Linked DNA regions of Homo sapiens: region 1 is linked to region 2. The links are chromatin loops, found by intact Hi-C in ENCODE. Cell type or tissue: HepG2. All regions are shown on one strand. Links, peaks and the distances in the headings refer to the core of each region. The heading gives the core; the rest is flanking DNA. Region 1 overlaps UNC80 (unc-80 subunit of NALCN channel complex). Region 2 overlaps ACADL (acyl-CoA dehydrogenase long chain).

Region 1 (2,922 bases), core at 147-2,646, 400 kb before region 2:
TATCTCCCAGAATTCCCACGTGTTGTGGGAGGGACCCAGGGGGAGGTAATTGAATCATGGGGGCCAGTCTTTCCCATGCTATTCTCGATAGTGAGTAAATCTCATGAGATCTGATGGGTTTATCAGGGGTTTCCACTTTTGTCTCTTCTTCATTTTTCTCTTGCCACCACCATATAAGAAGCACCTTTCACTTCCCACCATGATTCTGAGGCCTTCTCAGCCATGTGGAACTGTAACTCCAATTAAACTTACTTATGTTCCCAGTTTGGGGTATTTATCAGCAGCAAGAAAATGAACTAATATAGTAAATTGGTACCAGTAGAGTGGGGCATTGCTGAAAAGATACCCAAAAGTGTGGAAGCAACTTTGGAACTGGGTAACAGGCAGAGATTGGAACAGTTTGAAGAGCTCAGAAGAAGACAGGGAAGTGTGGAAAAGTTTGGAACTTTACCTAGAGACTTGTTGAATGGCTTTGCCCAAAATGCTGATAGCGACATAGACAATAAAACCAGGCTGAGGTGGTCTCAGATGGAGATGAGGAACTTGTAGGGAACTGGAGCAAAGGTGACTCTTGTTATGTTTTAGCAAAGAGACTGGTGGCATTTTGCCCCTGTCCTAGAGATTTGTGGAACTTTGAACTTGAGAGAGATGATTTAGGTTACCTGGCGGAAGAAATTTCTAAACAGCAAAGCATTCAAGAGGTGACTTGGGTACTGTTAAAGGCATTCAGTTTTAAAAGGGAAACAGAGCATAAAAGTTCAGAAAATTTGCAGCCTGACTATGCAACAGAAAAGAAAAACCAATTTTCTGGGGAGAAATTCAAGCCAACTGCAGAAATTTGCATAAGTAAGGAGCAAGGAGCCTAATGTTAATCCCCAAGACCATGGGGAAAATGTCTCCAAGCCATGTCAGAGACCTTCACAGCAGCCCCTCCCATCACAGGCCCAGAGGCCCAGGAGGAAAAAGCAGTTTCGTGGGCTGGGCCCAGGGTCCTCATGCTGTGTGCAGCCGAGGGACTTGGTGCCGTGGGTCCCAACTGCTCCAGCTGTGGCTGAAAGGGGCCAATGTACAGCTCAGGATGTGACTTCAGAGGGTGGAAGCCCCAAGTCTCAGTAGCTTCCATGTGGTGTTGAGCCTGCAGGTGCACAGAAGTCAAGAATTGAGGTTTGGGAACCTCCGCCTATATTTCAGAAGATATATGGAAACTCCTGGATGCCCAGGCAAAAGTTTGCTGCAGGTGCAGGGCCCTCATGGAGAACCTCTGCTAGGGCAGTGCAGAAGGGAAATGTGGGGTTAGAGGCCCCACACAGAGTCCCTAATGGAGTGCTGCCAGGTGGAGCTGTGAGAAGAGGGCCACTGTCCTCCAGACCCCAGAATGGTAGTTCCACTGACAGCTTGGATCATGCACCTGGAAAAGCCGCAGACACTCAACACCAGCCTGTGAAAGCAGCCGAGAGGGAGGCTGTACCCTCCAAAGCCACAGGGTGGAGCTGCCCAAGACCATGGGAACCCACCTCTTGCATCAGTGTAACCTGGATGTGAGGCCTGGAGTTAAAGAAGATCATTTTGGAGCTTTAAAGTTTGACTGTCCTGCTGGACTTTGGACTTGCATGCCCCCTGTAGCCCCTTTGTTTTGGCCAATTTCTCCCATTTGAAACGGCTGTGTTTACCCAATACCTGTACCCCCATTGTATCTAGGAAGTAACTAACTTGCTTTTGATTTTACAGGCTCATAAGCGCAGGGACTTGCCTTGTCTCAGATGAGACTTTGGACTGTGGACTTTTGGGTTAATGCTGAAATGAGTTAAGACTCTGGGAGACTATTGGGAAGGCATGGTTGGTTTTGAAATGTGAGGATATGAGACTTGGAGGCGCAAGGGGTGGAATGATATGGTTTGGCTGTGTCCCCACTAAATCTCAGCTTGAATGTTATCTCCCAGAATTCTCATGTATTGTGGGAGGGACCCATGGGGAGATTATAAAATCATGGGGGCCAGTCTTTCCTGTACTATTCTCATGATAAGTCTCAGTGAATAAGTCTCACGAGATCTGATGGGTTTATCAGGGGTTTCTTCTTTTGCTGCTTCTTCATTTTTCTCTTGCTGCCACCATGTAAGAAGTGCCTTTCACATCCTGCCATGATTCTGAGGCCTCCCCAGCCATGTGGAACTGTAAGTCCAATTAAACCTGTTTATATTCCCAGTTTCAGGTATTTCTTTATCAACAGCGTGAAAACGAACTAATACACAGTTTAATGATTTTTAGTAAATTTACAGAATTGTGCAACTACCACTACAATCCAATTTAAGAACATTTTCATCACCCGAAAATGTCCCTTGTGCCCATCCCTTGTGTCACTCCCATTCCCACACCCAGCCCCAGATAACCACTAATATACTTTTTATTTCTATTGGGTTGCATTTCTAGACATTTCATATAAATGAATTCATACAGTCTGTGGCCTTTTGAATCTGGCTTCTTTCACTTAGCATAATGTTTTTGAGATTTATCCACATTATAGCATGTATTAGTAATTCATTCCTTTGTATTGTTAAACAATATTCTTTTTTTTCCTTTATTTCTTCTAAAGAAACAAACAAACAAAAAAAATGAGACACGTGCAGAACATGCAGGTTTGTTACATAGGTATATGAGTGCCATGATGGTTTGCTGCACCTATTGACCTGTCCCCTAAGTTCCCTCACCTCACCCCCAACCCCACCACAGGCCCTGGTGTGTGTTGTTCCTCCTCTGTATCCATGTGTTCTCAATGTTCAACTCCCACTTATGAGTGAGAACATGTGGTGTTTGGTTTTCTGTTCCTGTGTTAGTTTGCTGAGGATGATGGCTTCCAGCTTCATCCATGTCCCTGCAAAGCACACGATCTCTTTCCTTTCTGTGGTTGCATACTATTCCATGGTA
Region 2 (2,922 bases), core at 273-2,772:
TTCAATAGTGGGAAGCATAAAGCAAAAATAAGGGTAGATACTTCTTTTTATTTAAAATAATTTAAAACTCAGACCATACGACAGGTGAGGATATTTCTAAGCAATATATTAACAATATAATTATTAATAGACAAGACTTTGGGGACAATAATATTTGGATTTCTCTAATTTTTTATATTTGGCAAGTATTTTAGTGAAATATTTACTGGGCTATAACTAGTTGCCTCCTGTGTTTCAGTGTGAAATATGAGCATGTGTATAAACCTGAGGTTTTCAAATAACAAGGTCAATGGCTATCCAAACTTCTCTTTTTCCAAAAATATGTAAATTTTTTTTACACTTTTTGCCACTAGTCAAAGAACTTCTTGTAAATGTAAATATAAAAAGTCTCCTCAAAAGTGCAAGTTTCTGAAAAGTAATTCCACATTATTTTTCAACCTGGCAATTTTGTTATTATGGGATCATTATATAAAGCACAAAATATTTCCCCTGTTCTACCTGTGATTGAACTGAACACAAGTTAATGAATAATGACAGGAATTTATTCTAAGTTACTCTTGGGCTAATGATATGGGAGAATGTTTGTTTTTAAAAAGAGGAAACCAAATCTACTTCCAGAATCTGATTTAGACTGTATATTCTAAAATCTTAAAATATACAAAAGTCTGACATACAGGGATGTTTTTTCATTCAACTCATCTTTAACACCATTGCTAATAATCTTTAATTCAAATCGAAGTCTTTCTAAACTTAATAGGATTTTTATTCTCCTTTCACTTAATAGAGCCTGTGAAACTTTGATTGGACAGCCAGTTCTTCCTGAATTTTTTCTTAAAATTGGAAAGCACCTTAAATAGAAAAATCCTGTCCAACTTAGTCATTTCACAGATAACAAAAACATTTTCCTGGATGGAATTAAGTTTAATTATAGTTATTTAATAAAAGAATTTGGACTCTATCTCAAGACTCCTAAGTTTTACTGTTCCCTTTCAGCCTCACTATACTGCCACTCTTCAGATAATTTGAAATTAAACTATTACTTGAATGAATGAATCAGTCATCCTATCAATATCACTCTTCATTTTCCCACTCTTAATATTTTATTTTCAATAGCAAGTTAAGAATTAAATACTAACTTTGCTTGCCTATTAGGATAAAAAAATTAAATACCAACTTGAAACATTTTTAGCACATTATACATATGCTTAATGGAACTTTTTAGCATTTTTTTTTAAAGTGGAGTCTCACTTTTATTTTTCATTTCACAGATTTCTTCCTTTAAGACCCTCAAGGCTGAGCTTAAAATTGGCAGAATTCCATATCAGTCTGAGCACACACCGCACTCTAATTACTGTAGCATGCATACCAATATTTCGCCATGCAAGCAGTGGCGGAGTCCAAACGTTTCGCTTCATGCAGCTGGAGACAGTTGTCCACAAATGCTCGGGTTACACATATATGTGTTTTTAATTCTGCTAATTTATGTTGCACTGTCTTGAATTTAAAGGAAATAAAAGAAAAAAGTGAGCATGGTAGAAATATAAACTTCAACCCACTTAACATATCAGAAATTATACAATAAAAGATCTTTAGGGCAAACAAAAGTGGAATTGTTGGTTTTTTCCTCCATAAAAATGGCATTTGTTACCAAATCAGCTTAAATTTAAAACTCACTATATTTCAGTGCTAAGGAAATTTGTACTAAAAGATGCAAAAATAGTTTAAAACATAAACAATGTCTTGTTTCAGATTGTAAAATTTAGACGAGGCAAAATTCTTGAAAAACAGCATGACTTTAATGTGTGAGCACCATCTTGTGGTACAGTTATTTAGGTACAGCCGTTGAAAACACCTGTTGCTTTTTCCTCCAGAGATTAAATCCTTGAAGATTTTTTTCTTTATTAATGAAATTAAGTATACAGATTTTGCTACTCTGCTTCTAACATCTGGAGGGACAAGGGGTTTCTATATATGTTCATAAACATCAAAATATAAGGTATTATTTAATATTGCACAGTATTTAATCTAGATCTGTAGAAAGCAATAGAATAAAATCAGAGTACTAAAGAGATCAAAATCCAGTACCCTCATCCTCTTTCATCCCTTCACATTATCCCTTCTGATATGGTTTGGCTCTGTCCCTACCCAAATCTTATCTTGAATTGTAGCTCCCATAATCCCCACATGTTGTGGGAGGGACGTGGTGGGAGATAATTGAATCATGGGGGTGGGTTTGTCCCATGATGTTCTTGTGATAGTGAGTAAGTCTCATGAGATCTGATGGTTTTATAAAGAGTGGTTCCCCTGCACACGCTGTTTTGCCTGCTACCATGTAAGATGTGCTGTTGTTCCTCCTTCACCTTCCGCCATGATTATGAGGCCTCCCCAGCCATGTGGAACTGTGAGTCCATTAAACCTCTTTTTTTTTTTTTAATAAATTACCCAGTCTCAGGTATTTCTTCATAGCAGTATGAAAATGGATGAATACACCTCCCGTACCTCTCAATAGCTTGTTTAGCAGTCTCTAGCTTGGACTGAATGGTCTGGGATTATCAATGTTAATATAGCTATGTACCTACCTCCTCCTACTGGCCATGGACAACCCATTAGCATTTTTGGAAATCATTCTATTTAGACCATTCTCAATTGTTGCTGACTGTCCTTGCTTCAATCAAGCTTTATTTCATTCCTGACTCTAGGCTCTCACACTCTGAACTTGGAGTGTATATCTGTTCTCTTTGGCACTGACTCTTGAGCCTCCCTCAGGAAATTGGCTTGAACTTGAAATACTGGGTTCCCACTTTGGGTAGCTCCAAAAGTATACTCCATTCTAGTTGATTTCTTAGGTCCAAGGCCCAGATATGGTCAGCTGGCCTATCTTCTTTGTGAAAATTCAGATAGAAACAGTTCTGATCATTCTGC

What was found. A loop is a pair of places that touch in the nucleus more often than their neighbours do. Peaks named below come from ENCODE experiments on the same cell type or tissue, not always from the same donor. Only the 100,000 strongest peaks of a DNase experiment are listed, where the experiment ranks them.
Region 1: it touches region 2 in a loop (7-fold over the local background); 6 of 110 quality-filtered maps call a loop at or near these places.

What each region holds. Positions count from the first base shown.
Region 1 is chr2:209,794,617-209,797,538 of GRCh38, forward strand. The region is part of intron 7 of UNC80 (unc-80 subunit of NALCN channel complex); the gene reads left to right. Among named protein-coding and RNA genes, the nearest start is that of UNC80, 24 kb to the left of the region's middle. In HepG2, for the core only: a CTCF peak has its summit at 1,475 (motif pointing right); no DNase peak of the experiment used is centred there.
Region 2 is chr2:210,193,845-210,196,766 of GRCh38, forward strand. ACADL (acyl-CoA dehydrogenase long chain) reads right to left here. Exons shown (of 11, transcript NM_001608.4): 9 at 1,367-1,494. Among named protein-coding and RNA genes, the nearest start is that of KANSL1L, 24 kb to the left of the region's middle. In HepG2, for the core only: a CTCF peak has its summit at 1,813 (motif pointing left); DNase peaks (open chromatin) are centred at 1,377 and 1,807; H3K4me3 peaks cover 473 bases.